2 separate regions of the Mus musculus genome follow, and region 2 is linked to region 1. Evidence: chromatin loops called from intact Hi-C (ENCODE). Cell type or tissue: gastrocnemius. All regions are shown on one strand. Links, peaks and the distances in the headings refer to the core of each region. The heading gives the core; the rest is flanking DNA. Region 1 overlaps Ubash3a (ubiquitin associated and SH3 domain containing, A). Region 2 holds the start of Tff2 (trefoil factor 2 (spasmolytic protein 1)).

The links. Hi-C counts contacts between places; a loop is a spot of excess contacts. Peaks named below come from ENCODE experiments on the same cell type or tissue, not always from the same donor. Only the 100,000 strongest peaks of a DNase experiment are listed, where the experiment ranks them.
Region 2: a loop joins it to region 1, with 4 times the contacts of the local background. A loop is called at or near these places in 20 of 42 quality-filtered maps.

What each region holds. Positions count from the first base shown.
Region 1 is chr17:31,228,370-31,244,903 of GRCm38, reverse strand. It overlaps Ubash3a (ubiquitin associated and SH3 domain containing, A), which reads right to left. Exons shown (of 14, transcript NM_177823.4): 8 at 13,393-13,492; 9 at 12,494-12,616; 10 at 9,329-9,421; 11 at 7,625-7,769; 12 at 6,910-7,016; 13 at 5,619-5,728; 14 at 2,501-3,663. The coding sequence ends at 3,526. Among named protein-coding and RNA genes, the nearest start is that of Ubash3a, 29 kb to the right of the region's middle. In gastrocnemius, for the core only: no CTCF peak of the experiment used is centred there; no DNase peak of the experiment used is centred there.
Region 2 is chr17:31,135,464-31,151,997 of GRCm38, reverse strand. It overlaps Tff2 (trefoil factor 2 (spasmolytic protein 1)), which reads left to right and starts at 7,716. Exons shown (of 4, transcript NM_009363.3): 1 at 7,716-7,828; 2 at 8,735-8,884; 3 at 9,650-9,796; 4 at 10,776-10,936. The coding sequence starts at 7,750. The coding sequence ends at 10,789. In gastrocnemius, for the core only: no CTCF peak of the experiment used is centred there; DNase peaks (open chromatin) are centred at 7,194 and 7,775.

The DNA.
Region 1 (16,534 bases), core at 2,703-10,702:
TCATTACGGTGGTTGTGAGCCACCATGTGGTTGCTGGGATTTGAACTTCAGACCTTCGGAAGAGCAGTCGGTGCTCTTACCCACTGAGCCATCTCACCAGCCCAGAAGGTGTCTTCTGATATGTCGTCACAGGCTTGCTTCTCGGTATGTGTGTCTCAGTCAGTGTTCTATTGCTGTAAAGGGGACACCATGATCATGGCAGCTTTTTAAAAAAGAAAGCATTCAATTGGGACTTGCTTACAGTTGCAGAGTTTAGTCTGTTATCCTCAAGGCAGGAAGCATGGTGACACACGGCAGACATGGTGCTGGAGCATTCTACCTCTGGATCTGAAGGCAGTAGGAAGAGAGAAAGCCACTGGGCCTGGCTTCAGCTTCTGAAAGCCTAAAGCCCATACACAGGGTCACACCTACTCCAACCAGGCCACACCTCCTAATCCCTCCGGTCCCAGATGACCAAGCTTTCAAATATATGAAGCTATGAGGACCCTTTTTTGGTTTTTTCGAGACAGGGTTTCTCTGTGTAGCCCTGGCTGTCCTGGAACTTACTTTGTAGACCAGGCTGGCCTCGAGCTCAGAAATCTGCCTGCCTCTGCCTCCTGAGTGCTGGGATTAAAGGTGTGCACTACCACGCTGGCTCCAGGTACCTTTTTTCAAGGTCCTGACTCCAGGCCAACAAAGATGGCTCAGAAGATAAAGATGCTTGGTGCTCAAGGCTGGCCTCCTGACTTCAGCATCCAAAACCTAAGCACCTTAGTTAGGGTCTTATTGCTGTGAAGAGATACCATGACCATGGCAACTCTTATAAGAGACAACATTTAATTGGGGCTGGTTTACAGGTTCAGAGATTCAATCTATTATCAAGGTCGGATCATGGCAATGTCTAGGCAGATATGGTGCTGGAGTTGCTGAGAGTTCTACTTCTTGTTTCAAAAGCAGCTAGAAGACTGGGTCCCACGTGGCTGGGGAGAGGGTCTCATTTCTTACCAGCACAGTGATACACTTCCTTCAACAAGGCCACACCTCCTAATAGTGCACCTCCCTGGGCCAAGCATATTCAAACCACCACACTAAATGTAGTGGTTTGAATGAGAATGCCACATCCCTTTCTCCAACCCTGGTAGGCTCATATGTTTGAACACTTGGTCCGCAGTTGGTGGACCTAGGAGTTTGGGAGGGCCTAGGAGATTGAAGAGGTGTGTCATGGTGGGTGGATCAAGATGTGAACTCTCAACTATCCCTGTTGTGATGCCTCCGCTCTACCATCATGGACTCTAGCCCTCTGAAGCTGCATGCCCAATTAAATGCTTTCAAAACTGCCTTAGTTATCATGTTTTGTCACAAGAATAGAAATGTAGCTAAGACACTATGTAAAGGTAGGTAGTGTCTGACAACCACTTATTCCCTGTAGCCTGCACACATAGAGTGCTTACATATATTCTGTCTGTCTGTCTCTCTCTTTCTCTCTGTCTCTCTTTCTCTTTCTCTCTGTCTATGTGTGTCTCACATGCACTTCTTCTTCTTCTTCTTTTTTTTAAACAATCCTATCTCCAAATACAGTCTCACACTGGAGTACTGGGATCAAGACTTCTGTGTGACCGATGAACTGATTCAGCCCACAGTGGTGACTCTCAAATAGCTTTTCAGGTGGCTCAGCCCCCAAGTCTCTTCCCAGACTTCCCCAGGTTCTAGGGTGGGGTGGAAGAGTGCCTTGAGCTTTTGGCCCATCCACCAATAGGATCATTTGTCTTTGTTTCCACCTCTGAACCCTGCAGAACTGTCTACTGGTTGAACTTGAGAAGAAAGAATGTAGCTCTGCCCAGGACATGTGTCAATCAAAATCTTACTTTAAAAACTCAAGTGAAAAGATCAAAGACTGTGGGTTGGGAGGTGGGCCAGGGCAGTGCCCAGAGGAAGGTGTCCTTCCAAATGTCACCAGCAGGGGTCAGACGAGCTCAGAAACATAAGCCCCCCCCCCCAAGACTCCCTACCCTAATTTCTCCCTCCCTCCCTTCCTTACCCCTTCCCTCACCTCCTCCCTCCTGCTTTCCAGGTCCTTCCTGCCTTGGGCTGCAGCCCAGAGCACAAATTTGTAAAAAGTAACCACAATTTTGCAAAAGGGGGCTGGGAAAGAAGAACACCCCCCCACCCACTTTTTAAGCATGGTGTGGGGATGACTGAGTGTAATTCACTTGTGCAGTGTCGGCCACTTGGGGACAGGATGGCCTCTGTAGGGTGAGGTGGAAGGACACTATGCAGAGAATCCCACTTACCACTGGATCAGAGGTTCCCAAGCCAGAGCTCGTGCTGAGTTTACATACAGTGCTTACACATTCTCTCAGTCCAGGTCTTAGGAACGGCCTTCCCCGCTGTGACAGTGCTGCCACCCCTTCCTATTAAGGCAAGGGGCTCCCTCCTTCCACTCACAAAGCCCCCATCCCTTCCTGCTCATTGAGAAGAGAGAAAAGGAGGAGCCAGAAAACGACCTGAGCGAAGTGTGTGTAGGAGGCACAGATCTTTATGTCTAGACCCTGGTACAACGGCCATAATGTGCTTGGAAGAACAGAGGCTGAGGTAGGCTGGAGGATGGCCTTCTAAGACACATCCTAACTTCCGGGACCATGAACAAGTGACCCCTGTGGCTAAGGGACTTTGCAGGCTTAGTTGCCAAGGATCTTAAGATGAGAGAAGATCCTAGGCTACTGAGCACAATTTGTCATGGCGTCTTTGAGACAGGAGGCTCAAGGCAGGGGCTATGTGACCGTGCCTTAGAATTTCCCCAAACTGATTGATTTGAATAGAATCATAAGGTAGTAGATGCCAGGAATATAATATAATAAATAGGATGCCAGGAAGGACAGAGGCCTCTGGATTCTGGAATGGCTGGGGAAGAGTCCTCTAGAATCTGTAGAGGAACACAGACCCCGCTAACCTCCAGAATCACACATTTTGTCTCTGTGCGTTAGGAATTTTGCATGGCTTTCAAGCACTACTGTCTCCAACTCTGTGTCCGAGCAACAGCAAGGAACCCCTAAAGTGCTGGTGCCAGCTGCTGTCCTGGTTTTGATCTGGTGGGCTGGCCACTTTTTTCATTGACCATTGCTCCCTTTTCAGCTGGTATGGCCCTGCCTAAAGAGCGATGGTTATAGTAATAAGGAGGGCTCCTAAGAACATACAAAATAGATGGGTGGCATCTTCAAGTGCGGGGAGTCTGTAGTTCCTGGAAGTGAGGCAGTTCCTCTGTTCTCTCCAAACCAGTGCACATGTTGCAATGTGGTATCCTAATCCAGACCTCTGCTCTGGCCTCTGCAGAGGCTGGCAGGACAGCAGATCCATGGGTGGCAGTGACGAAGGTCTGAGCCATGGCTATTCCCCCTGAGTATCGAGTGTGTTTTGTTCTTTCCTCCAGTCACACTGGGCGAGAGGCTAGGATAACTTTGTAATCATTGGATGCCTTTGTAACCATTATCACAGCCCCTTGTGCCTTGGCATAGGGCAGTCACCTCTTCCTGGAAAGCTCGGGCTGCCTCAGTTGCTTGAGATCCAGTTTCTCCAGTTAAAGACCGAGTTGGCCCCATGTGTCAGCGTCTTTACTGGCGGATTCACCAGGTCCCACTTTCCGTCCTCTCTGTTTTCCTCACAGAAGCACATGCCCAGAGATGGAATCTGGAAGAGGGTTTAGTATGTTTATAATATTCTGTTACAAGTCAATCAACGTTGGAGCATTTCTTAAACCCACTGAAAATGTGCCTCCCAGTCGTGGAGGGGACCCAATGGTCCCAGGCTGCCAGGGAGCCATGGAACCAATGCCAGCACTTACCATTTAATTTCGCCTGGGGATGATCAATGCTCCCGACAATGGGTTACATTGTTACCTAGAGATTCGTTACAACTTGGAGTGGGACTGCTAAGCATTCTGGGAGCCATGGGTCAGTCTTCCTTTCCCACAGAATTACCAGGCCCACATATCTACGAGGGTGGGAGGGTGAGAGACCCTGACAACTGGCTATAAGCTATCTTACCTGTGCCTCAGCAACACAGAAAGGTTCAGGATTGTGGGTTTAGACTATAGGACAAAGCACAAGGTGAAACGTTGGACCTCTGTGCCTTCATCTGTAAAATGGACCAGCCCATTGGATCCTTGTGTTGAGGCTTCTCTGTCCACATGCCTTTTTTTTAAATATTTATTTATTATATGTAAGTACACTGTAGCTGTCTTCAGACACTCCAGAAGAGGCATCCGATTTTGTTACAGATGGTTCTGAGCCACCATGTGGTTGCTGGGATTTGAACTCAGGACCTTTGGAAGAGCAGTTGGTGCTCTTAACCCCTGAGCCATCTCACCAGCCCCCCACATGCCTTTCTTAACAGTACTGCCTCACCCTCTTTTTAACGTCTAGGAATTCTTTGGTTAGACAAAATTTGCAAACATCCCAAGATGCAGGGAGGAATCTAAGCAGATGCTACCACTGACTCAGGGGGAAAAGAATCATCCTATCTGCAGACAGGGACTGCCAGGAGGGTGTAATGGGCTAGTCAGTGGAAAGCCTTGAATACTCAGGGTCCTGCATGCTGGTCCTGATTAGAAGGACCAGTCCTTTCAATCATCTGTCAGCAGAGCCCTTGGATAAACTTCTGATCTGGGCTGTCTAATTTGGAATGGGGTTGATGTAGACTCTTAAGTGGTCAGCATAAGAAAGTTCTAGAGTTTAGAATTTATAGGAATCATTTTTTCTCTTGTCCTTGTTCTCATCTTCCTCCTCCTCCTCCTCTTCCCTTTTCCTTCTCTCTTACCTCCTTTCTCCTTCAACTGAGGTTCCCTATGTTGCTTAGAGAACCCGTAACTCATAAGCTCATGAGGTCAGCCTGCCTCAGCCTGCCGAGTAGCTGCAATTACAGCAAGCATGCTCCATCATGCCTAGCTCTTATCAGTAATTTTCTATACCAATAGAGTCAGGGTACAGGATCACTGGTTAATTATCTTGATGAGGAAGAGAGACAGAACTGGTCACCAGGGGAAAAGAGCTAGTCTAAGATGAATAATTCATGGTCTGGCCACCTCCCTCTCTGATCTGCTGGAGTATATTCAATAGGTCACTCAAAGTGCCACCAAAGCATGTTTGTCACCAGTTTGTCATTGGAGTCTTTCATGAGACTGGCCCAGCACCTGGTCATGCTACAAATAGCTACAGTGAGTTCCCATTTGTCCTTTGACAGATGACTCAGAAGGTGAGTAGGTGGAAGTTCCTTCTATCTGTCAGTACCGCTCCCAGGCCCCACTGAGGAAGGCAGGACCACACAGGGTCTAGCCTTCTCTTACTCAAACAGTGACTCCTGACTCTTCACAGGACCCTTATACTCTTAGAGCCACAGGAGATGGGCTATGGGCTAGCTCTGAAACTTCTTGACATTGCTGCCTGCAAAGAACCGGGGAGACTGCCACTCAGGTGTTAGGGTGACAGGTTTACCCACAGCTCCTGCAGGTATGCCCTCCATGAGAGCAGGTAGGCACATTCACATAGCCAGCCCTGGATTTGATGGATGCTTGTCATTCTATAAAGAGTGCATGACCCAGCGCTTGCTTCACTTGGAGGTTAAAGAGGTATAAGAGGGTCACATACCTTTCTTACCAGTTGGGCGAAATCCCCACATTCTCTGGGTGGGAGCCCGAGGAGTGGCCTTGTGCAGGAGTCGAGCGCTGAGCTGTGGCTCACGATGAGTGTAATGCCCACTGTAGACAAAACACCTCAAGGTCAGAGCAGGCCCAGAGAGCACTTTGCAACATATAAGCCTCTTCAATGTCTTATGGGTCCAGCTACCGTGCCCCTATGAGGTGGTGGGTGGGAAGTAGCAAGGGTAGGAAGACCCAGTCTTTTGCCATGATTTAGAGCACACCACCTTGTGATGTGGGGCCTAGGGCTAGGGTGTGGTGTCTGTGTGCCAGCTTCAAGGATGGTATACGGATGATCTGAGCCTCTATCCTCTTGTGGCTGGCTGCCTAGGTCCTGTCAGCCACAGGTGGGTGTGTGATGGCTGCTATCCAGACCCGAGCCAATCACTTTATCTGGCTTATCACTGTGAGCCTGAGATGCTGCCTGCTTTAGATAAGGGTTAGTGGGACTTGGGGAGCCACCTCAGATGACATGATGGGATCCAGCACCTCGGTGTGTGTCTCACACTGGACAAAGTGAAGCTGGGAGAGGCAGCGGTTGATGGTGTGGAGCCAGGAGAGCTGGGAGCGTGGCTGGTGGTTAGGGTGGAAGGGCTATGGCTCAGCCTCCTTTTCCTTAGGCATTGGCTACCTGATCCTTCTGTCATTCTGGGCTTCTCTTGTTCCCATAGTTGGTGAAGACCCTGATGTTCTAGGGCCATCCATGCTCAGCACCAGATAGTTTGTTTGCATATGCTTGACCCAGGGAGTGGCACTATTAGGAGACGTGGCCTAGTTGGAGTGGGTGTGGCCTAGTTGGAATGGGTGTGGCCTTGTTGGAGTAGGTATGTCAGTGTGGGCATGAGCTTAAAGACCCTCATCCTAGCTGCCTGGAAGTCAGTCTTCTCCTAGCAGCCTTCAGATGAAGATGTAGAACTCTTAGGTCCTCCTGTACCATGCCTGCCTGGATACTACCATGTTCCTGCCTTGATGATAATGGTCTGAACCTCGAAACCCAGTTCAATGTTGTCCTTTATAAGAGTTGACTTGGTCATGGTGTCTCTTCACAGCAGTAAAACCCTAACTAAGATGGGCTACATGGAGTATGTGTATATGCATCCACTCCCTGTCATGGTGGAGATGATGTACTGTCTTGGCCAGAATATGGGAGTGAAGAGGTAGAGACGCTAACAGGCCAGAATCAGCCAATCCCATCCCAGGGAAGCCTGAGGCTGCCCTCCTCAAGCCTGCGGGACACTCACTGTCCTGTGGGCATGTGTTGATGATCTGCCCCATGCTCACGGCACATCTCTCCACGTACTGGTCATAGCTCTCAGCTGGCATGAGGGAGCAGCGGGGCAATGCTGGCCTGAAAGAAGATAGAAAGAGACATGGGCTGCTGTTCTGGAGCCTCCTGGTGAACAAGGGTATGCTGGAGTAGCTGAGTGGGACCATGATCCTCTAAAGAGCCTGCCAGGCAGGGCTCGTGGGTTTACAGCCAGCAGGGGCTCCTGGATGTGCTCACACTGGCAAAGGGCTGTGGCACCACCAGCATGGAGGTTGAATGAACAGCAGGAAAGCTGTACATCTCACTCTACCTGGAGATAGTCACCCCAGGGGAAGAACAAAGCCACTCCCCATCCCAAACCAGAGTCAGGACCCTCTTCTGGGTGAGGTCCCTCTGTGTCCATCCGTGCAGGGTCAGCTTTATCAGGAATACCCCCATCTTCCATGCGTGGTCAGGTTTCCCAGCCTCCCTCATCTCTAGGTGGTGTGTGTTCACTGTAGCTGCCTTCGCCAGGAGTTTTGGGTTGGCTGAGCAAGACCATAACCCTCAACTTCTCATTGCCCCGATCCTGCTGGTACTATATACACAGCTCAATCTACCTTACTCTCCACTGCATGGTTCTACCTCAGTAGATAGATCTTCTTTAACAGAAGAAATCTCTGGGTGGCAGAGATTTGCAAGGTACATACCTATAATCAAGGTCAACATTGAAGTTTGCTTCTTTCAGCTCCTCCAAGGTCAAGAAGGTCAGTGTGGCCTTGCTGGCTTCCCACTTCATCCACTCGAAGATTCCAGGCTCAACTCTTATCTTCAGCTTCTTCTCCAGTTTGAGTTCTTGGGTCAATGGAAACAAGCATTTGGATACAACAAACCTAGAGAAACTCCTTCATCCTATATCCGCCTTGGTAATTAGTGTTTTTTGTCAACTTGACACAAGCTGGAGTCATGATGGGAAGAAGGAATCTCAACTGAGAAGACTGGTCTGTAGGCAAGTCTCTAGCTGTCCTGGAATTCACTATGCAGAGTCCTTGAACTCACGGAGATCTGCCCACCTCTGCATCCCAAGTACTGCGATTAAAGGCATACATTATTACATCCATATCCTTGATTAATTGCTGATGTGGGAGGGCCAAAACCACCGTGGGTGGTGTCACACCTGGGCGTGCAATCCTAGGTGCTATAAGAAGGCAGGCTGAGTAAGCCACGGGGAGCAAGGCTATAAGCAGCACCCCTCCATGGCTTCAGCTCCTGCTTCCGGTTCCCGCTTTGAGTTCCTACCACTACCGATCCGATTGATGGACAGTGATGTGGAAGTGTAAGTCAAGTATGCCTCTTCCTTCCCCGGTTGGTTTTGGTTAGTGTTTTATCACAGGAATGGAAAAGCGAACCAGAACACCAACCCATAACCGAGTCCAAGGAAACATGTCACATGTGTGACTCTTGGCTGGCAAACATCATCCTGTGATCCAAGTGAAGCAGTGCTTTCTCTAAGACCCGGACCACCAGGCATTTGGAGGGATCCAAGGGCTGACAGCATGCTGCCCATCAAGAGGGGCCATGATGCTTGGCTATGGGGATACCGTAGGCAGTGGGCTCACCCTGGGGTCTCACTATAACCGCATATACAGCTCACTTAATCCACGCCGCAGTTTCATCCTTGATGGAATGATACAGTGACGGAGACAGGGAGTCCCAAGGGGGTGAAGAGTAGGGGAGGAAACTTCTGGAACATTCTGATTTCTCACAGTTCACCCCTCCCAAGCACTTTCTATCTTGACCAAAAAGACCTGGTCAAGTAAGGCTCTCTGTGCTTGGGATGAAGCAAGAGGGGTTCAGACTAGGGGCAGGGCCTCTGCCCCCTGGTGGCAGGCAGGGTGCTGACTTTGTTCAGGAACTTTGTTCTGCAGTGAACAAAGAAGGTTTCTATCTCCTGATATGGACACTTCCTAAGTGGGGGCAGAACCTTGGTGACCACCAGCCACCCACATGGCAATGTTGTCTCACTGGCTGAGAGGATCTGTGAATGGTTTCCTGACAGTTGAGAGATGCTGGACAGCTCCCCTCCAGTGCTGACCCTGCCCTGGGAAGTCACCTGTGGATCTAGAAGGGTTCTCAGTAGCTCCAGGTCTCTAGGCTTGTGAATGTTCATTCCCAAGTACCGAGACACTTGGCAGAGCTGAGCCACTTGGCAAAGTATGATTACAGATGTTGACCCTGTGACACCAGTCGTACAACCCTAGCACTTTGGGATATTAATGGGATATTTCTGCCAGCAGCACCTAGAAGGCTGGCTTCTAACTGTCTTTTGGCTTAGTTGTGGCCACACCCTCATTGCTCCCCATGGAGAACATCCTCAAGATCAAGCCAAAGGCAAGGCCTGCTGAGTTTCTTACCTTCTAGGATGTGCTTGGCTGTCTGCACGCAGCGCAGGGCTGGAGACGCGAAGACCGCGGTGACTCTGACGCCGCTGTCCAGCAGGGCTTCTCCTAGGAAACAACAGGTAGGGAGCTCCCTTCATGCATCAACCCAGGATGGGCACTTGCCTTGGTAGCAGGCAGGGATAGATGAGACTCTTACCCACTGCTGTAAACACCTGCAGGGTCCCCAACCAGGTTAGGGTAGAACCTGCAACTGTGACCATCAATGGTCTGTAACTACATTATATTGTATGGTGGAGGTGGTGGTACAGGGGTTGTTGAGGCTGTAAGCAGTGCAGGTTCCTCCCAGCTGGCCACAGAGCAGAAACGAGCAGACATTGAATGTGGTCGTACTTGGCATGTGAACCATATCCTTTAGCTGTGTTGAAAGATGGAGCGTCCCACGTTACCAGACATGGGTGTAGCCTCAGAAGTGGAAAGTACCAATAGCAGCCAGGGGAGACCCCAGCCCTGCATCCCTGAGGACCTGAGCTCCGCCCATAGCCTGGGTGAGTCTGGAAGGAGGCCTGGGCACCAGATAAAAGTGACTCTGTGGGCTGAAAACCCGCCATGCTCCACTCAAGTCACACCTGCACTGTAAGCTTAAGGTGCACATAGCTCTATACCTTTGCAGCCATTAAGTTGGTCAGATCTTGGCTTGTGGAAGGACAAGCTGTAATCCAACCATGTCTTCTCTGTAATACTAGAAGCCTAGCTGGTGGCAAAGGAAACCCCATGGCACAAGAGATTTCTGACAAGAGGCTTGGGGTTGTCAGTTATGGGCAAGTTGGAATACTGACATCCATAGACTGGGACCTTAATCAATGGATCTGTGTCAAAGGCTTTGACCAATAGGAATAAAAAATATCAGAAAGTTGTGACTGTACCAAACACACAGATTTCATGCAAAATGTATGGGATATGTATGTATGTATGTATGTATGTATGTGTATATGTATATATGTATATATGCATATATGTATATATGTATATATGTATATATGTATATATGTATATATGTATATATGCACATATGCATATATGCATATATGCATATTGTATATATGTATATACATATATACATATATATATGTGTGTGTATACGTATATACGTATATATGTATATACGTATATATGTATATATGTATATATATACACACATACATATATACATGCATATGTATATATGTATACACATGCATATATACGTATATGTGTGGGATTCTGTGCCCACAAAGGATCCTGCCACCTATCCCCCAGCATCCCATGGGGTAACTGAGAACAAGTTAACATAAGGCTGCGTTCTGTACCAACATGTCTTCTGCAAAGGAGAAGGCTGAGTAGAGAGACAGACAGAAAGGAATGATGTGAAGATATCAGGGCAAGACCCCATTGAGCAATAGGGAGAGATAAGTCTTCCTCATAGCCTCAGAAGGAACTATCTGCTTGAACCATGATCTTGGGATTTCAATTTCTGCCACCAAATGGTGGCAGGGATATAGTAGCTAGGGATACTTGTTACCTACGCAACACATCCCCGGATGCTCCCATGTATATACACCAAGAGCTGTTCAAACACCTTTGTAAGTATTTGGGCATGAGGACAGGACTTCTGGGACACACATACAGGCTCACATGACATATGAGCATGTCATGTCTCCTAGGGAAGGAGGAGCCCAAATGGGCTGTGTACAGTTGGGGTATCCCAACCCCAGAACTAACTGTTGTCTGACTGGGAGCCTGAAACAGTCACAGTGTGAACCCAGCCTCCCACCCTGAGAGCTGGCAGTGAGCGCCTGTGGCTCACGCAGGGTGAGAAGCAAGAAAGCTAATTCTAGTGGGTTCCTGTAGCTAAGCAGCCAGGGACTGGGATGTCTGCTTGCCCCCTTAGGCTCAGCTTTCCGAATTTGTATGATGTAACCAGAGAAACATCACAATCTCTTAGATGTCACAGAAGAAGACACCCCAGTCATAAACTTAAGGGCATGAGTCGTAGTGCAATATTACCTGTAAGGGTGTGTGTGTGTGCTTTTAAAGTGTGTGTGTGTCTGTGCATGTGTGTCTGTAACTGTGTGTGTCTGCATCTGTGACTGTATCTGTGTGTGTGCATGTGCATGTGTGCACACATACGGGTGTGCATGTATGCTTGTGTGTGGAGGTCAGAGATCAGCCTCAGCAGTCATTATCAAGAATGCCGGTCACCCTTATATTTAAAATGGCATTTCTCACGGGCCTGGAGTTAACCTTGTAGGCGAGCCTGTCTGGCCAGGGAGCCCTGGGGAGCACCCTGCCTCTGCTTCCTCAGCACTGGGAATACAAGTGCATACCACCACACCCGGCTTTTCCACGTAGGTTCTGAGGATCAAACCCAGGCCCATGTGCTCACTGGGCAAATACTTGACCAACTGAGCTATCTCCCCAGCTTGGTTTTAATTCACTCTTGGTGCATATAGTGTTTATTGCTATTTCTTCTCCCTGCAGTGTTCCCTCCCTATATTTCCTTGCTTGCATCACCAATCATGCACTCCTGGATCAGACGGCTCCACTTTTGGCCACTAGCTGTGTGACCCTGGGTAAATGATCTAACATCTGTGGTGATTTGAATGAGAATGCCCCCCCCCCCCACCACATATTTAAATATTTGGTCCCCAATTAGTGGAACTGTTTGGGAAGGATTAGAAGGTATGGTCTTGTTGGAGTGGGTGTGGCTTTGTTGGAGTGGGGGTGTGGCCTTGTTGGAGGAGGTATGTCACTGGGGATGGGCTTTGAAGTTTCAAAAGTTCATGCCAGGCCCAGTATCCCTCAGCCTTCTGCCTATGGGTCAGGAGGTAAGCTATCAGCTGTTGTTCCAGCACCATGCCTGAAGGTCTGCCTGCCAGCATGCTCCCTGCCATGATAATCATGGACTCACCCTCCGAAACTGAAAGCAAGCCCCCAATTAAATGCTTCCTTTTATAAGCTGCCTTGGTCCTGGCGTTTCTTCACAGCAATAGAACTGTTACTAAGACAATCTCCATTTCCTGGTGGGGCAGAGTAGGGAAGATGCCAGTACTATCAAAGGATGCACAGCAGGGGCTCAGTGGATACAATGTAGTCATTATTGTTAGTGTTACTCTCCTGTGGGAATACTCTGAAACATACCGGCAAGTCTGGCCTGGAAAATTCCACAGGATGATAGCGGTGGATCGTTTTCAAAGTCTTTGATGCCGTTGCTCCTCCTTGGCAGGCTGCGGGGGAAGTTCAGGTCTGGCCTGTAGTATTTTCCTGAGGTAGAAACAAGTAGCAGACATCTGAGGCCACGGAGACAAATTCCACTCGTTACCCAAGACCCCCAAGACAGAGATCCTCTCTGCAGGGAAGGCTATTGTCTGAGTGCTTGCCAAGGATGTCGTTTGTGAAGTGTTCTTATAATGAGAACTGACTGCATAGAACAAATATTGCAGGCCTGTAACATGTTCTCAACTGCAGAGCGCTTAGGTTTGCACCCCAGGGGCCGGGAGCCCGCTTTTTCCTTTTAACCTTTATCACTCACAGGGGAGAGAAAGCTGCATCCCCAGCATAAGCTTTGGAGTAGTTATCAGTTAAGCGGCTGCAGTGTGAAGCCTCCCTTGTGTGTTGCTGCCGGTGGGGCAGTACACACTGGCTGGAGGTGCCCTGCCATGGGAACTCTTCAGTCAGGTGCTTGAATGCAGGACCAGAAAACAGGGGCTGTGTGACACCCTGGTCCCTTTGATGTTGATCTCTAAGATCTGTCAATCTGTTAGAAATCCTGAGCCTTAGCTGTGTGACCAGAAACAAGTGGTTTAACCTCTCTCATTAGAGAAAAGGGGAAACCAGAATTGTCACCAATCACTGACCTGATGCCAAGGGCCTGGCTTAGACATGTGGACAGTGTGTATGTGGGTGGGTTTCCTTATCCACATTAGTGGTCCCAAAGCCTGAGGGCACTGGCATCTCCCAGCAGGAGCTATGCCATGGTCTAGGGTCCCTCAAGGACAGAGAGCTAATAATCTGTCTAGAGTCATCTGGACTCCACCTACCATCAGCAGTAGTACACTGCTGTAGCCAAGACTTCCCAAAGACCTGGTCCACTCTCTCGCCATGACGTACGACCAGAATGCCTCTCCTCGAGATGGTAGCCTGGGGTGGGAGCAATGGGACGTGAGTTATTAAGCAGACTCTGCAGTATCCACCAGCCATTGCCTAGGGTCGGAGCCTCTCCCAAACTCCTCAGCAACTGTGGTCGGTCAGGCTGCCAGTGTCACAGTGTGAGGCTGGAGGATTGCTTTCTTTTTTTTTTTTTTTTTTTAAGTTTCCTACAAAGCCTCCATCCCAGGTCAGGCTGTCCACTCTGAGACAGGGGAAAGGAAAACAAACCAGACAGCCCAGAAAATGACATTATATACTTACTTATTTATTTATTTATTTATTTATTCATTCATTCATTCATTCATTTATTTATTTATTTATTTATTTATATTATATGTAAGTACCCTGTAGCTGTCTTCAGACACACCAGAAGAGGGAGTCAGATCTCATTACGGATGGTTGTGAGCCACCATGTGGTTGCTGGGATTTGAAGATTGCTTTCATTTCTCCCTACGTTTAATTTCCTGGGCTCTGTGACTTCATAAAAGAGCTGGAAAGAGGATTGAGCCCATCACAGACACTTTTCAACTGTTTTGTCTCTTCCAAGTGTCTGTATGTCTGTTTGTCTCTTTCCTTCTATCATCATCTATCACCTGTCAATCTATGGTGGCTGTAATGAGAAGTATCCTCTATAGGCTTAAGTATTTGAATATTTGGTTCCCTACATCTGTCTGTCTGTCTGTCTGTCTGTCTGTCTATCTATCTATCTATCTATCTATCTATCTATCTATCTATCTAATAACCAAATAACCATCTCTCTTCTTCCCTCCATCCCCTCCTACCTTCCTTTCTTTCCTTCCTTCCTTCCTTCCTTCCTTCTCTCCTTCCTTCCTTTCTCTCCTCTTTTTTTTTCTCTCATATATCAATTTATCTCTAGTTTACTCAGTTACTCCTACTCTTCCTCTTCCAAGGAGCCCTCCAGGATTAGCCATACTTGAGTCCATCCCGAGGCAGCTTCCTCACAGTGCCCAGGTGAGTGTCTTGCTTCTGAACACTCAGGTAAGAAGCTCCCCCCACCCCTTCCCCACTTCTTCCTCACTGCCTTCCTATAGCTGGGCAATCTCTGCTTGCCCAAGTGCTCTTAGTGAGTAGGACAGTCATCCCTCAGTGCACCTGAAGTGGGCTAAGGACTCCTGCAAGCACTGAAGTTCACAGATGTACAAGTCCCGTCTATAAAACAATGGGCTGTTTTTTACTGAAGGTAAACACATACCCTGTGGACTCTAACTCATCTCCAGGCAACAGAAACGCCTAATGCCATTTAATGTGAACAGGAATTATGTCATATTGCTTAGGGAACAGTGGCAGACAAAGTCTGTATGCATTCAATACTGGCACAGCTATTGCCTGCCTGCCTCCCTCCCTCCCTCCCTCCCTCCCTCCCTCCCTCCCTCCCTCCCTCCCTCCCTCCCTCCCTTCCTTCTTTTCTTCTTTCTTTTCTCTTTCCCTCCCTCCTTTCTTTCTTCCTTTCTCTCTTCTTTCCTCTCTCTCTCCTTTCCTCCCTTTCTCTCTCTCTCTTTCTTCCTCCCCCTCTCTCCTTCCCCTCTCTCCTTCCTCTTTCTTTCTTTCTTTCTTTCTTTCTTTCTTTCTTTCTTTCTTTCTTTCTTTCTTTCTTTCTTGTTTTCATTATTTGAAACATGTTCTGACACTATAGCCCAGGCTGTCCCAGAACTTTCTATGTAGCCCAGGTTGGTCTCAGACTCACAGCTATCTTCCTGCTTTTGCCTCCCAAGTGCTGGGATTACAGATATGTGTTACCACAGCCAGTTCGAATCTTGAATGTTATTGGAAGGCTTGGTTGCAGCCCATAGTACTGCTAAGAGTGGGATCTTTCCGAGGAGAGCCTGGTGGGAAGAAGGTAGGTCACTGGACTTGTGACTTTGAAGGGCTCTTGGGACCCAGCACCTTCCTCCTTTTGCTTTCTGGCTTCTATCAGGTAACTGACTCTCCTCTACTGTCTGCTTGTATTGTAGTAAACTGCACCAGAACAAGCCCCAGGCAACCCATCAAATGATGATGGACTGAACACTTTAAGACCATGACAAACACAAAACAAGCCATTCCTTTTTTTTTTTTTTTTTTTTTTTTTGGAAAGCTGGTCATTTTAGGTACTTTGTTGCAATATTGGGAAGCTGATTAAGACAAGATACAGTCTTCTATAACATTTTCCACCTCTGGTTGATTCAATCAGTGGGGGAAAATACCCCATGATCTAGAGGTACAGAGGCCGTATTTTATTTTGTTTTAACGTTTGCCTGACAGTGTCCAGCAGCCTCAGGTCAATGTGTGTGTGTGTGTGTGTGTGTGTGTGTGTGTGTGTGTGTGTGTGTGTGTGTTGGGGGCAGCAGCTCTCTGGAACATTCCTTCCTTTCTAGGCTGTCATTGGTGCTTCACAGTCATAGGGCATGTGCCCACAGTGTCCTTGGGAGGCTTGTGTTTGGGGAGTAGCCCCAGGGTCCTTAGTAGAAATGCAACAACCTTCAGGAGGGGCTCCTGGGGGGGGTGCTGAGTGCACCTTATGGTGAGGTTTGGTCTGTAGCTATGTATTGTAATGCTAAACACTGCCCCCCAAGGTCTGTTTGCTCTTAGGGACCGGAGAATCCTCATGTCCATCAAGTAATGCTATGTGACTTTGCTCCTTCATTAAAAACTATTAGTTGAATAAGGATGCTGACATTTCATAGCTGGGCAGAAGAGAGATAAGTAGGGTTTCAGTTTCTAGACTTGGAGTCTGAGGAGACTACCAGGAGGGAGAAGGAGGTGGCAAGAGGAGACGACACCATGGGGTAGGTGAGTCTTGAAAAGATGGCCATGAGGGCTGGCTAGATAAAGTTAAGAGCAGCCCAGACATAACACAGCAGGTTTTAACTCAGGGTTATTGGCAGGGAAGTAGATGTAATAGCATAGAGGATAGATACCTGCCCAGCTCTTGTGCTGATTAAGCCTTAGTATAAATATAAAAGTTTTGTGTCTTTTATCTGGGAACCAAATGATCAAAGGTGAGGTAGAAACTCCCATTTGAGATTAAGTAGT
Region 2 (16,534 bases), core at 3,996-11,995, 94 kb after region 1:
GAGAAAAATGTCAGCCATTTACTTGATAGTTTCTCAGCCAGTTTAGGAATTTCTTTTTTCTTTTTTTCCTTCTCTCTCCAGCCCTGCTCGCTCCAGCCCAAAGATTTATTTATTTATTATATGTAAGTACACTGTAGCTGTCCTCAGACACCCCAGAAGAGGGCGTCAGATCTCATTACAGATGGTTGTGAGCCACCATGTGGTTGCTGAGATTTGAACTCAGGACCCCTGGAAGAACAGTCATTACTCTTAACCACTGAGCCATCTCTCCAGCCCTTTAGAAATTTTCTTCTTCTTTTTTTTTTTCAAATTATATATAATACAGTTTCTTTTTTTTTAATTAGGTATTTTCCTCATTTACATTTCCAATGCTATCCCAAAAGTCCCCCATACCCTCTCCTCCACTCCCCTACCCACCCACTCCCACTTCTTGGCCCTGGCATTCCCCTGTGCTGAGGCATATAAAGTTTGCATGACCAATGGGCCTCTCTTTCCACTGATGGCTGACTAGGCCATCTTCTGATACATATGCAGCTAGAGACACAAGCTCTGGGGGGTACTGGTTAGTTCATATTGTTGTTCCACCTATAGAGTTGCAGATCCCTTTAGCTCCTTGGGTATTTTCTCTAGCTCCTCCATTGGGAGCCCTGTGATCCATCCATTAGCTGACTGTGAGCATCCACTTCTGTGTTTGCTAGGCCCCGGCATAGTCTCACAAGAGACAGCTATATCAGGGTCCTTTCAGCAAACTCTTGCTAATGTATGCAATGGTGTCAGAGTTTGGAGGCTGATTATGGGATGGATCCCCGGATATGGCAGTCTCTAGATGGTCCATCCTTTTGTCTCAGCTCCAAACTTTGTCTCTGTTACTCCTTCCATGGGTGTTTTGTTCCCAGTTCTAAGAAGGGGCAAAGTGTCCACACTTTGGTCTTCATTCTTCTTGAGTTTCATGTGTTTCACAAATTGTATCTTATATCTTGGGTATTCTAAGTTTCTGGGCTAATATCCACTTCTCAGTGAGTACATATCATGTGAGCTCTTTTGTGATTGGGTTACCTCACCCAGGATGATGCCGTCCAGGTCCATCCATTTGCCTAGAAATTTCATAAATTTATTCTTTTTAATAGCTGAGTAGTACTCCATTGTGTAAATGTACCACATTTTCTGTATCCATTCCTCTGTTGAGGGGCATCTGGAATTTTCTTAATCAATGTTTTCTGGCATGGTGATAGTCTGTCTTCCTTCCTTCTTCCTTCCTTCCTTTCTTCCTTCCTTCCTTCCTTCCTTCCTTCCTTCCTTCCTTCCTCTCTCTCTCTCTCTCTCTCTCTCTCTCTCTCTCTCTCTTTCTTTCTCTCTCTCTTTCTCTCTCTCTCTCTTTCTTTCTTTTTCTTTCTTTCTTTTTAAAGTTTATCTTCCTTACAGTTACTTGAGTTTCTGGGATTTATGTCTTTATACCTCCTGTCAAGTTTATTAAAAAGCTGACCAATATTTCTCCAAATAGTCATAAACAAGATTTTTCTCTTCCCTCCCACCAGTGCTCTGGTTATGTGACACTGATATTATCTCAGAAGCCACAGAAATCCTGAGGTTTCTCCAGCCCTTTACTCTTGGTGGCTTAAATGGTTAGCACCACACTGGCTTCGAGTAAACCAGCCGCTTCTACTATATCCATTGTCTAAAACTATACAACAAATTAGTCCATTTCAGATGCACTTTTTTCATTTCTAGAATTTCCATTTTCACGTTTCTCATCCCTTTCCTTGCTGGGGATCTATTTATGATTGGCATTTCCTGGTCTGGTTTTCCCTTTCTGAATTTGTTTCTATCCACCAGCCTTTCTAAAGGTTGTTAGATGTTTTTCTTGCTTTGTTATAGGTACAGTAGATTTTGGTTTTTGTGTTACACATTGTCATGGTTTGAGTCTGAAATGCTCACACACCCCAATCCCCCAACCCCTGCACAGGCTCAAATGTTTGGACACTTAATCAACAACTGGTTTTGGAAGTTGTAGAACATATAAGGAATAATGCCTACATGGCAGTGGTAGGCTCCTGGGAGAGGCTATGAGGCAATACCACCTTTTACTCTGGTCCGACCCCCCTGGTTCCTGATCTGGATGCCACACTGCTGTGCCTGCCTTCTTTGTTATCGTGGACTGTGAAATCTTTCTCAAACTGTGAGCCAAAATGAAAATTTACTCCCCGGAATTGCTTCTGTCAATATTTTATCACTGCAGGAGGAAAATTAACTAATACAAAAGACTTAGTATAGAGAGATGTGTTGTGATTAAACCTGCCCGTGGGTCCTAGCCTTGGTCACTTGTCTGGGAACCATGTAGAGGAATTTGTAGATGAGGTTAGACAAATCCTAGAATACCACATGCAGAAATTAATGGGAAGTCCTGTCTGAAGTTCAGAACCCCAGTGTATAGACAGAAATGATGGCAGCGAAGACATGAGGAGAAACCTGACTTGGAACCAAACTAGAGGCCATTTGTGTTCAATTCTGCCAAGGAATTTGGGCACCTTCTGCCCATGCTCAAAACAACCAAATGAATCAGAATACGAAAGCATGGACTAATTTTCTTTGGTGCAGGAAATTTCAAGACAAGATAACATTCAGGCTGTGGCATGGCTGCTACTTGCTGCATTTACCCAAACATACAGTGAGCATCCAGAGCAAAAAGCAAAGCAAAAAGATCCGAACAATGTGAAGTTTGGGAAGGGAAGGAACGGAATCATTATTTAAAGTTGTATGCGAAGCAAGGCTGTGGGGAGCATCTCATTGAGGAGGAGTTTAGTGCTGCCCCCCAAAAGAGCCCTCCCAGCTCTGCAATGGAACAATAGAAACGCTGACCAAAGTGGCAGGCAGAATCCCACCCTTCAGATGCTATAGAATATAAAATTGAAAACTCATTTGAAAGATTTCCATTAGAAAGAAGAGTCGCCATAAAGAGAGGAGTTGACAGAAGAGACATAAGAGCCTGGGGACATTTGGAGTTAGACTGAATGCTCAAACAGAGCCACACAGGAAACAGTCTGGAAGGTTCCCCTATACAGGCACTGGGGGGCCAGGGTAGCAGGGGTCCAAGGGACTTGATCTGGCAGCAGATAAACCACTTGGTGACTGCTTTTATTAAAGTACCGCATGTAAGAGTCAGGGGACTGTGGTCACTCGCTCTGTGTTTCTAGAGAAAAGCCAGTGAGACTGGGCAAGAGTCCTTGAAGTGAGCCCCCAGGGGGCTCGTGAGTGAACTAGTAAAGAGAATCGTAAGTTGCAGTGGAGATGTTAGTGATGTGGGATGTCTGCGGAGGAACACTGCAGGCAGTGAGCGGAGCTGGCCGAAAGAGAGCCTGTGAGTGCTTTAAGTGGCAGGGCTATTAAAGGGGCTGCCCAAGCCTGTTAGAACCCCATTGATGACACCATGTGCCTTTGGTGCCAGGCATTATTGTTAGGGTTTTTTTTTTTTTTTGACCAAATTTTCTTTACTATCACTCCCCCGCCCCCACTTTAGAACGGAAGTGTTGCATCTGTAGCATCGCAGATGACAAGTATATAATGTTTTAATTTTTCAGAGGTTCACACTACAGATTGCCCTGGAGTCTCAGTAGATGCTTTGGATGTTTAGACAGTGTTGAGACCCCTAAGAGCCTGGGGACATTTGGAGTTAGACTGAATGCATTTGACATTATGTGATGGCCATGGGCCTATGGGAGGCCAGACATGGAATGTTGTGGCTTACGTCTGGAATGTCCTTCACGAGCTCAGATCATTGTTTTGGGAAGCACAGAGCCTTTGAGACATGTGACCTAGCTGGCAGAGGTGGGCTGTTAGGGGCAGGCCTTGCAAATTGAGCACCTTTCTAATTCTGTCCTGAGCTCTCAGATCACCATGTGAGGAGTTCTGCCCACATTCCCACCATGATGGAGCCATGCTGCCAGTTCTGCCTTGCTATGATGGAGTGACATATTTCTAAAGCTCTGAGCCAAAAGAAACGTCCCACTTAAAAAATATTAATTTGAAAAAATATGCATCTAGGACCCACACAAAAGAATAACTCTTCCTTCTTTTTTTTTGAAAAGATTTAAAAAATAAATTTATTTATTTAATGTATATGAGTACACTGTCCAACCTTCAGACATACCAGATGATCCCATTATAGATGGTTGTGAGTCACCATGTGGTTGGTAGGAATTGAACTCAGGACCTCTGGAAATGCAGTCAGTACTCTTAACCGCTGAGCCATCTCTCCAGCCCTTTAGGAATTTTCTTTCTTAAGTTGCTTTTATGGGCATTTTGTCACAACCATGAGAAAAATAACCAACACACACAGCACACCGTTGCCGTGTTATGTGCCTGCGGTTTTTGTTACTTTCCTTAGAAAAGCATTGAGTTTTGCTTCATCAGGCTGAACCTCGGTTGACCTTGGTCCCCTCACTTCTAAGATCCCAGGGTGTGATTCTATGTAGAGATGGAATAGTATGCGGCTGACTAAGGTAAAGCTGGGTCGGTTGTCTGTCTGATGGCGCCCTTATAAGAGATGCCAGGAATCCACAGCCAGCCCCATCAGGTCACAGGAAGAGGATGCCTTCTTCCTGCTGAGGAGGGGCCTTAGGAGAAACCTGCCCCTGCTGATACCTTGATCTAAAGCTGTCAGCCTCCTGAAGCTGGAGAAGACACACACCTGCTATCAAAGCCAGGTCTGCAGTCCTTTGTCCTGGCAACCATAGCATGGTAATTTGGGGCAGCTAATTTACTTGCAAAATGGCTTGATTCTCTCAAGACCTGCTTTGAAATTCAGCTAGATTGGGCCTGGGGCACCTCCACTCTTGGGCCAGTTAGCCTGTTCCTGTGGTGTGCCTCTGCGTCTGTCTGTAACCCATCCTTGGGTTCCTCGTAGTCTCCTTCCTCAGGCAGGGTAGAGTCCACCCTCTTAGAACCACTACAAAACCGGGAGTGTCCGGCTGCCTCCTACCTCGGGTTCAGAGCATGGGGGAGCTCGGTCCTCTAAGCCTTATGCTGCTGCTTCCACGCATGCTCAGCCCGCTGAGCATCCCTTCCTTCCTCAATATCCGATTTGTCTGGCCTTCAGGTCAAGGCAGTGAAGGATTTGACTAAGAACTCAAGGAACTCACATTTATGGTCTGCGGCTTCGTTTTCTTCCTTCTCCCACCCAGCTACCCTGGTTCTGGGCCTGGTTCTTGTTTCTCTACTCTGCCTTCTTTCCCTCTTCTGGATTCCTGTCATTTGACAGGGCTTTAGAGTCCCCTACAGGAGAGGGTGGTCTGGACCGTTTTTTTCTGTGTGCTCCGAGAAAGACTGGCTAGTACCTGAGGAATTCCAGTTTGCCTGAATAGATAAACACCATCTCCCCCAAGGTGTGCAGGGAGACTGGGGTGGGGCTGGAGGTGGGAGTGGAGAGAAGACATGAGAAAAATCACACCACGAAGTCACGGCTGGTCTGAGAGCATGCGCAGAAGCAGCAGCGCGAGGCTTGCACATGCAAGCCCTGGAGGAGGCAGCGGGGTGCTCCTGGTGTTGTAGTGGGGGGGGTGGTGATGTGAGCCCCCTGGAAGTCGGGCTGGAGGAGAAGAGGCACAGACAAGGAGAGCTGAGCTGCTGTGGAGTCGAGGGTTAGGATTTAAGGAAGCAGCTGCTGTGGTAGCCACAGAGAAAGTGCTAGAAGCGAGAGTGTACTGAACGGGAAAGAAGCCCGTGTTTTGTCCGTGGAGAGTTCAGGTTCTGAGAGAGAGAGAGAGAGAGAGAGAGAGAGAGAGAGAGAGAGAGAGAGAGAAGGGGAAGTTCCTAGAGTCCAGGAGAAGATACAGAAGATACAGAGCCCGGCAGCCATCAGTCTGCATGTGACCTGCCTGGGGTTCAGAAGCCGTTTATGCCTGTACCAAGATTTGGGCCAATGACCTTGGGACTGAGTCCTTGTCATCAGAGACGGGTCAGTGGACCCCAGTGAGGCAGGTGCAATAGACGTGGCACAGTGCAGAGTCTGTATCCACAGCACCCATAAGTTTTCCTATAAAGTGGAAACTGTAGCTGTGGGGTTCTCCTGAGCCTCTGTGATTGGCCCACAGCCTGGTCCCACAGATATGGCTGTCTATTGTTGTGCAGTACCCTTGACTTTATATGGAATGGGGCGGGGGTGCAGTGCTCATAATATGGATAGCCTGTTCATCAGGACACAGGCTTGTACAGGGGGAAGGGATAATGCTCAAAGGAAAGATAAATGTCTCTTCAGGGGACAGGTGGCTTTGGCGGAACCCCTGATGGGGCAGGGGAACTTGGGTTGGGATGTGGGCCAGAGAGGAGGGAGGAATGAGGATGTTCAAGAAAATGGGTTCTTGGCAAGTCTTATCATCTTGATGGCTGTCCTAGTTGACTGCCCCTTGCTATGATAACCAAAAGGAACCTGGATAGAAAAGCAATTATTTATCCAATACATCCCTATCAGTCAGTCATTGAGGGAAGTCAGACAGGACCACCAAGCAGGAACCTGGAGGCAGGAACCAGGAGGCAGGAACTGAAGCAGAGACCATGGAGAAATGCTGCTTACTGGCTTCCCCCCACCCACCCCCCATGGCTTACTCAGTCTGCTTTCCATCTCTTGCCAGATGACCCTGGCTTGTGTCAAGTTGACACCAAAACAGCACAGCAACAACAACAACAAAGATACGTAATAAACACAGAGATAAAGAACCGCTGGGATGTGCCACAGAGAAATAGAGCCCTGCTGGGTTTGCAAGGATCCAGGTGAGGTTTTGAGGATTTAGGTCTGCTCTTTAGAGCCTGGGATGGGGCCAAGGCTTTTAAATTCTGTATCCGAGTCATGGACTCTGTAGCCTATCTCCCACAGCTGGGCAGACTCCTTCAGCCCCAAAGGACACACACACACACACACACACACAGTCCCTCTCCTTCTCTCCTCTGACATTTCTGTTCTGAGTTGTCCTGATCCCCTGGGTTCTGTCCTCGGTGTCCATTTTACAAATCCCCTCTCCGGGGCATTTCATGGGTGGGCATCTCAGTCCTAGGCACTGTGTGAGGGAAGTGAAGTATCCCCACGGGGCAAAGAGTGTCCAGCTTCAGGGATGAAGAAAGCTGCCTGCCCCATGACGGCTCCCTTAGGCCCTGGCGGCTGGTCTCTGTGTACAACAGTCCTTGGGGCTGGCAGGGAGCCAGGTGAAGTAGGGTGTGCCTTGCATCAGGAATGCAGACTGGGTCCCCTGGAGATGCTCCCCCTCCCCTGGGAGGCTCCTGGATATAATGACCTTCTCTCTCTGTGCTCTTTGTTTCTCCATAGCGTCATTCACTTCAAATATTTAAAAAACAAAACAAAACAAACAAACAAGAAACAAAAAAAGAAAACAAACAAAAAACAAAACCTAAGAAGTCTCTACAGTAGGCACAAACCTTACCCAGAGTAACACCACGAGGCTAATCCCTTCCTGGGTGTGACCCTGTGGGTGCCCTATTCCAGTTGCATACGTGGCCCATTCCCCTTTCAGTAACCTGGCACGACCCAGCCTGACCCAGCCCATGTCCGGAGGGGTTTTTCCCACCTCCTCTGGGCCTCCACTTGGAGCCATGTCAGCTTTTCTGCACAAAGAACCTAGGAGGCTTGGGGCCACGAGTAAGGGACAGTTATCAGGGCCATTGAGCAAACAAACAGGAGCCAATAAAATGCCAGCTGGTGGGAACTGGGCATTCTGCAGGCTGCCCAGGTCCAGTGGAGCAGACATGCGACCTCGAGGTGCCCCCCTGCTGGCAGTGGTCCTGGTTTTGGGACTGCATGCTCTGGTAGAGGGCGAGAAACCTTGTAAGTAAAAGTCCGTGGAGACCCAGCAGGTGAAAGGTAGGATCTGAGCCCCCTTGAGTGATGGGCTGTAGTTCATCTAGGACCTGGACTAGGTGGGTTTTTTCTCTATGTTCCCTCAAAGGACAAAGGCAGGGTGACAGATTGCAAGGAGCTAGACAGCACCCTGCTGTCTGGGTGCTGCTGTGGGAAGCTCACCCAGAATCTCTTATTCAGAAGGGCTATGTCTACAGGTGTCAGCCTGGTTAGGAGGACAGGAGGGCCTGCTGTCTTGGGCCTATCTTGTGACCTTGACTTCTGCATAGGTTCATAGAGTCACCCTCTTTACAGAAGGTTTGTGTCGCCTTCTTCCTTCCCTTCCCTTCTCTCTCTTTACCTCTTCCTTCCTTCCTTCCTTCCTTCCTTTCTTTCTTTCTTTCTTTCTTTCTTTCTTTCTTTCTTTCTTTCTTTCTTTCTTTTCTTCCTTCCTTCCTTTCTTTCTTCCTCTCTTCTTTCTTTCTTTCTTTCTTTCTTTCTTTCTTCCTCTCTTTCTTTCTTTCTTTCTTTCTTTCTTTCTTTCTTTCTTTCTTCCTCTCTTTCTTTCTTTCTTTCTTTCTTTCTTTCTTTCTTTCTTTCCTTCTTTCCTTCCTTCCTTCTTTCTTTGTTTCTTTCTTCCTTCCTTCCTTCCTTCCTTCCTTCCCTCTTTCTTTGTTTCTTTCTTTCTTTCTTTCACAAATGAAATGGTTTCAATAAAAGCCTCCCCTGGTTTCCCCAGGAGGAAGCCAGATAGCTTTAACATGGGCAAAATAAGACCTCATGTCACCCCTTGGGCAATGAGATTCTGCAAGTGTCCTAAGCTCCCAGGGCAGGTTGGAAGAAGCATCTAGCATGCTGGGCAGGGATGACCATGATGGCTCGCTCTATCCACAGCCCCCTGTCGGTGCTCCAGGCTGACACCCCACAACAGAAAGAACTGTGGCTTCCCGGGCATCACCAGTGAGCAGTGCTTTGATCTTGGATGCTGCTTTGACTCTAGCGTCGCTGGGGTCCCTTGGTGTTTCCACCCACTTCCAAACCAAGGTAAACTTTGGAGAGCCAGGTCCTTCTGCCAGCTGTCGGCTTAGGACCTGGCCCTGGGCAAGGTCTACAGCAGGTGCTTGGAAGCCTAGCTGAGCTAGAGCTAGCCCAGGTTAACACGAAGGAAGCCTTAAATGCCTCTTCTATACCCTTACCCCCTCCCCGATCCCCATCCCATACCCTAAATCTACCATTGGCCTGTACATAAAAATGTAACTTCCAAAGCAGCTTGGGAAGGGGGCGTGGAGGCATCAGATATGATGGGTTTCAAGCCAGGGCAAACTGTGAATACAGTACGCACAAGAATGCCAGCTGTGTGTGAGTTCACCGCAGGCATGGGCTTTGCCACTGGGGCACTCGTGGTAGGGAATATCCTCCCAAATGACCAGCATGCTCTGAAGAAAAACCAGGTAGGTTAGTGGCTGCGTCCAGGGTCCCTTTCGATATCAATGTCTTCAAGCTTCTGGGCGTGGTACAGTGGGCTGCTCTTATTTCACAGAGCTCAATGCTGAGTCCAGAGAAGGTAACGTGGTTTTCCCGAGGCCCCAGTTCTGCAAAAGTTCTGTGATCACCTCCCAACATTAGTGCCCTCCTGTGGGGAGGACAACCAGTCCTTGGGCATTACTCTCCTGAGAGACGCCACCCCCAAGGAGCTCCTTGGGACACTCAGAGCCTGCAAATTCAGTGTCCCTAAGAAGGCAGACCTTGTAGCCCTCAGTGAGTGTCCAGCCTGACAAAGCCTTGGATGTTGCTCTTCCTCACAACCAGAATCGGAGCAGTGTGTCATGGAAGTGTCAGCTCGCAAGAATTGTGGGTACCCGGGCATCAGTCCCGAGGACTGTGCCAGTCGAAACTGCTGCTTTTCCAACCTGATCTTTGAAGTGCCCTGGTGTTTCTTCCCACAGTCTGTGGAAGGTAATGGTTGTCGGTGGGGCCTGCCTGGAACCTGGCAAGAGCCATTCCCACCCACACTCACCTGCTGAGGGTCCCTCCTGTGTGTGTGTGTGTCTGTGTCTGAGTGTGTACCTGTGTGTCTATATCCGTATGTGTACCTGTATGTGTACATGACTACTGTTCCTGTGTACCTGTGTGTATGTATCTGTATGTATACCTCTGTGTGTGCGTACTCTGTGTATCGTATCTCTGTGTGTGTGCGCCTCCGTGTGTGTACACCTCTGAGTGTGTATGTATTTGTATGTGTACTTGTACATGTGCGTGTGTACTGTGTGTACTTGTGTGTATGTACCAGTGTGTGCCTCTGTGTGTGTATGTGCGTGCCTGCATGTGGAGGTACTCTGCAGAGTTTGGGTGCTTCCCTTAGTCCTTCTCCCCCATAGTTTTTGAGACAGGGTCTCTCACTGAATGCAGAGTTTACCGATTGGCTAGGCTGGCTGGCTAGTGAGCTCTGCTCCAACCTGTTCCCCAAACTAGTGGGGTTTTTGTTTTGTTTGTTTTGTTTTTGTTTTGTTTGCTTGTTTTCTGGAGCTGAGGACTGAACCCAGGGCCTTGTGCTTGCTAGGCAAGCACTCTACCACGGAGCTAAATCCTGAACCCCAGCACTAGTGTTAAAGATATGCCCACAACACCTGTCTTTTTATGTAGGATCTGGGGATCTGAACTCGGACCCTCGGGCTTGTACAACAGGTGCTTTACTCATTGAGCCACACCCTCCCCTGCCTTGGCCTGCTCTCAGGGGTTTGTTCTATGGCCACCCACACTGGTCAGCAGGCTCCCTTGGGGAATCTCTAACGGTTTGGGGAGAACAGGCCCCATCGTTCCTGTCCCACTCTGTCCTTGTTCAGAACCTGTCTATGATGGGGCAGCCACACTTCTGAGCGCAGGCACTCATGCCTCCTTGGCGTCCTGACCAACCACCTTGCTTTTGCATCTCCAGATTGTCACTACTGAGAGTTGCTACTGCCGAGCCACCCGTTCCCTGGGAGCTGCAAGCCAGAAGAAAGTTTCAACCAGACTTCATCAATCTCTGGGGTTTCTAAAACCATCTTGACCCTTAGCAGTGGCTAGACACAGCATTTTCCAAGTAAAGAAAAGTTGAAAAACCTGGCAATTTTTATTTTGGTTTCCTTGAGGCAGATGTACAATGGCGGTGTGTACACACCGATCGTACGCGAATGTGTGCGTGTTTTCGGGAGTGTGTTTGTGTGTGTGTGTGTGTGCACCTAGGTGTGAATACATGGAGTGTACACAGGTATATACACAGGTATGCGAATGCATGCATGTGCATGTGTGTGTGTAAGTATGTGAATATGTGCGCGTGTATGAACACATCAGAGTGCACATGTGCATATATAAGCAACAGTGCATATAGCACTCTTCCATCCCTCTGAGAGCCTCAAGCCACTAGTTACTTCTGGGCCACTCCAGCAACAACAGTGTTCTGCCTATGTGAACTTCAGAATCTACCATCTCTATGAGACCACACACTCAGTTCTCTTTAGAGAGCACAATGGACTCCGACCTCAGACCCTATAGGATAACGCATGACTGCTGATCACAGTTCCTCAGGTCTTTCTGGTTTATCAACTGCCCTGCAGGCTACCCACTTGTGATGTGGGTCCCTGGCCACTGGTTGCCTTCTCTTCTTGATGTGAACAGGAACAGTGGGGATCTGGGCCTTGGGAAGTCACCCTGAACTGTGGTTTTTGACCTGAGAGCATCTTTAGTAACATTCGAATGGAAGTTACTGAAAGGAAGCTTCATTTTAATGAGGTAGTTCTGGGTAAGGAGGCCCCAGCAGGGGCCATTCTTCATTGCATTGTCTAAGACAGTGGTTCTCGGCCTGTGGGTGGTGGCCCTGTTGACAAACCTATAAGTCCAAACATAGTTACATTAGGATTCATAACAGTAGCAATGAACTAATTTTATGGTTGGGGTCACCACAACATGAGGGACTATACTAAAGGATCCCAACATTAAGAATGTTGAGAATCACCAGTCCGAGGACCATTAATGTCTCCAGTTAGAGGCCAGGAGGGTGTGGTGATGGTGTAAGGCTGGCTTCTGATAAATTTCTCATCTCTTTTCCTTTCCCCAGCCTAAGCTGACTGGTTAGCCTTGCCCAGTGATCCACTCCTGCTGCCGGGGTGGGGGTGGGGATGGGGAATGGGGGTGGGTAGGGGGTGGAGGGAGGTGGGAGGGTAAGGGGTTGGGGGAACCCCGAGTTCCAGGACTAGGGCTTGGCCCGCGGGTTTGCTCCACTCCTACCTCGCTTCCTTCTTAAACTCTTTGGTGAAGTTTGCTCCATTTTCTGAGCCAGTTATACTCAGCTGCATGGTCATCCAACAACAGTGCTACGGCTTGTTTTCCTATGAGAAAACACCGACCAAAAACAGCCCAGAAGGGAACGATTTCCTTGGCTTACACTTCCCTATCATAGGCCGCCGTGACGGGAAGTCGGGACAGGAACTCAGAACAGAAACCCGAGACAGGAGCCAATGCTGAGGCCACGAAGGGTGCTGCTTATGCGATTGTTCCTCCTGGGTTGCTCAGCCTGCTTTCTTATATGCCCCATGACCATCTCCTAGGGATGCGGCAGCACCGATACTGAGCCTCCACATCAAGAAAATGCTCCACAGGCCAACCCGATAGAGACATCTGGTCAGGTGTGGATTCATTTCCAGAATGGCCCTGGCCTGTGTGGAGCAGACCAAATACAACACAGCTGTCTTCATCGCTCTGGGCTCTGCTTGTTAGTCCCAGGCTTGGAGCCTGCTTAGGCTCCGGGATACTCTAACTCTTGCTTGCCCCACACTGACCTAGCCAACCGTGTGGCATCCCCTGCCTTCCCCGGAGGGCCACTAACAGTCTCTTGATTCAATCAGAAACACACCTTTCTTTTCCCTTTAGCCTCACTTCCTCATCTCGTCTCCTTCCCATCTCTTCCCTCGGTGGCTTCCACCTTCTCTACCTGTTCTTCTATGCCATTTGCCATCATAGGCACCCATCGTGAGTGCCACCGTCCGAGGACACGAGAGGTGGAAAAGGCAGGGCCTGGTGGGAGGGTCTTGCAGCCCACAATCTGATAAGAAGCAGATGAACAAGGGGTTTGGGACACCCCTCCACCCACACATTCACCCGCCCTGGCTCTTTGAGTCTCAGACTTGCCCCATGTCTCCCTGGTCACACCCCCTCCTGCCCTTCAGTATTGTGAACTGTCACCAATTTTCTAGCCTCTCCCACTTCCCCAGACCCTCATGCTTGTGGAAACAGCTGGGGAAGGAGCCCAGGCTGTCCACGGGATATCCTTGGCTTCCGGTTAATCATATGGATTGGAAAAAAAACTTGCCTTGCTCCACAGCCCTGCTGGAAGGCACCCACACCAACCTTTCTGGGTCTCCTGGAGGGTTGGAGGACAGGACACGGTCCTCAGCCACAACTGCCAGGTTTTACCAAAAGGTCCATGACCTGTAGCCCTCATATTTATTTTGTCATCTCTGGCACTTTAATTAGATGTGCATGTGAATCCTGTGTGGTTGTTCCCACCTGGCAGTCCTTGTTCTCTAGTGCCCTCTACTGGCTGACTCCAGGAGAAGCTTCTCTGTCGCCACTGCCAAGGGCCAACCACTGTCAGATGCCAACCCAGCGTCTTCTCATTAGTAGAACTCACAAAGACAACAGTTATACCATGGACTTTTGTTTAACATTAGGTGTATTGATGTATGAGTCACGCTCCATAAAATTTAAACAAGTAGCAGGGCGGAGGTGGCACACAACTTTAAATCAAGTACTTGGGAGACAGAGGCTAAAGAATCTCTGAGTTTGAGGCCACCCTGGTCTGTAGAGCAAGTTCTAGGACAGCCAGGGATACAGAGAGAAACCCTGTCTCAAACAAAACATAACAAAAATAATAAAACGTAAGTAAATGCAGTAAGTTTGTCAAATGCACACAATTGTGTAAATATTATTTTAGTCAAGCACAGAGTATCGTTTGACCCTACTCCACCAAACCTCTTGATGCCCTTCACGGTTAGAGCCCTGCCCTATCACCTGCCCCTCCAAGGACCCAATGATCAACTTTCCTCCTGGCTCCATCTCTCTTAGAGCTTCCTGTGTGTGTCCTGTACAGTACGGCGTGACAGCTCGTTCTCGCAGAGCCCGTATGCTTGCCAGGCTGTCACCTGTAAGGAAGCTCTGTTCTTTACCATTGCTGAGCCATGTTCGTTCCATGGTTTTGGATGGACCTCTGAGTTGTTCCTAGAGTTTACTTATAAATGACGTCACCAGAAGCCCCTGGGCATAAGTTTTTAGACATACTTTGGTAAGTGGTTGATCTCTAACTTCGTAAGAGTCAGGGGAATTGTAATCACCCCATTTCTCCTCGCCACCAGCAATGGGTGAGGTGACCGGATGCTCTCTGCGTCCAGATCCTTTTCATCTTAACTTACTTTCATCAATTAGCAAATGCTATTGAGCATCTCATGGGCTTATGGTTTTTTTTTTAATAGTATTCTCTGACAAAGCCTGTCTGGATGGTTCATTTATCCTTTTTTAATATTAAAATATTATTTTCATTCGGTCATACACATGCCATGGCAGGTATGTGGAGTTCAGATGACAGATTATGGGTATTGGTTCTCACCTCCCAACACGTGAGTCCGGGGATTGAACTCAGGTCCTCAGGTTTGACAGCAAGCACCTTTTCCCACTGAGCCATCTTGCCAGCCCCAGCTTATACCCTTTTAATCAAATGGTGTTTCCTTTGTTGTTTCCTTTGCTTGTTTCTGACTGTGTTCTTACATCCAAATACAACTCCTCTATCAGAGCTGAGTGTGGTGGTTTGTTGTGAAGATTTCAGCAGAGAAGACTGCTCTGATGTGGGCTTAAGCCAATAAAAAGTATTAGCCAACCAATAACTAGACTGGGTGCTCAGGATCCCAGTGTTGCCCTGAGCCTTTCTCAGCATGAGCTTTTAAGCACACACACACACAAAAACAAACAAACAAACAAACAAACAAACAAACAAAAAACAAAAAACAAAAAACAAAAAACAAAAAAAAACAAAACAAAAAAAAAACCCACATCCTGGGTTGACATACTTCGGTTAACAGAACAGTTAGTCAGAAGTGGAACCACACAAGCCAAAAAGGTAAGTTTGGTACATTTACAGACTTTCCCAAAGCAATGAACTTTGATGGATCAGGTCTTTGTTTTTGTTTGTTTGTTTGTTTCTGTCAGGTGGTGCTGTCTATGGGCTGAATTTTTCAGCCTGAATGGAGTCAGTTGTGCTGAGGTCTGGGGGCCTATTACAGGTTCACCCTGTAACTCCTGGGTTTGAGAGCCTGAGGTAGGGAGGCGTCTGTGAGGTTGAAGCCAGCCCTGGCTGCAGGGGGAGTTCCAGGCCAGGCCAGGTTTACACACAACAAACCATTAAGTCCTCTATGGAGGTGTGCTGGGTAGCTATTTCCTTCTGGCCTCTGACTGCACCTTTAGCTCACTTTGGCAGCGTCTGGCAAAGAGCAAATCCTTCTAATTTTGATTGATTTCGTGTGTGTGTGTGTGTGTGTGTGTGTGTGTGTGTGTGTGTGTGTGTGCAGCCTGTCTGAAACCATCTGCTTTAACCCAAGGCACAAACACTTCCTGTTAACACTTTCTTCTAGGAGAGCCGTGACATTAATGCCCACATCTCCTGTGTGACACCTCTTAGGGAGACCTGTGGGGTTTTCTGTCATTTCCTCCAGAGCAGCCATTGCAGTGTGAAGACTCCTTGGTGCATAAAGCTCTTTCAGGGTTCTGAGAGACTCTGGGTGGACCTGCTCTTCAGAACTTCTGGTTGCTCACTGTCCTTCAGCCTCAGTCTCTGCCAGAACAATTCTGGTGTGCTGGTGCCGTCCGAGAACTCATCTGTCTCGCCCAGTTTTTGTATCTATTTTTCATATTTATTGACTACTATTATATATGTATGTGCTCACATGTGCCGTGGCACGCATGTGGTAGTCTGAAGGCAAATCTGTGGAGCCTGGTCTCTCCTTCCACCTTTACATAGATCCCAGGGATCGAACTCAGATTGCCTCGCTTGAGTGGCAAGCTCCTTTACCCCCTGAGCCATCCTGCTGGCCCATTGCTCTTTTGAAATGTCAACATTTCTTGGTGTGCGTGTGTGTGTGTGTGTGTGTGTGTGTGTGTGTGTGTGAGAGAGAGAGAGAGAGAGAGAGAGAGAGAGAGAGAGAGAGAGAAGCCTGATAATGACTGTAACATTTCCACTTTATAGAATTTACTGTTTTCTCCCTGAACAAACACACCATTAAATGCTGGGAACATAAGCAATTGTATTACTTCAGGATCCATGTCTGATATACATCAGCACATATGTGGCTTCCTGACTACCTCTGCAAATCTGTCACCTTACTATCCTTGTCCACTTAGCTTCTCTTATCACAGTGGTGTTTCCTCTGCCAGTAGAGACTTTGGACCATATATATGTATACATATACATCATATACATATACATGCACACATACATATACAAACATACACATACATGCATACACACACATATATGTGTGTGTATATATATATATGTTATATATTATATATATATTGTTTTTTGAGACAGGGTTTCTCAGTGTAACAGCCCTGGATGTTCTGGAACTCACTTTGTAGACCAGGCTGGTCTCAAACTCAGAAATCCCCCTG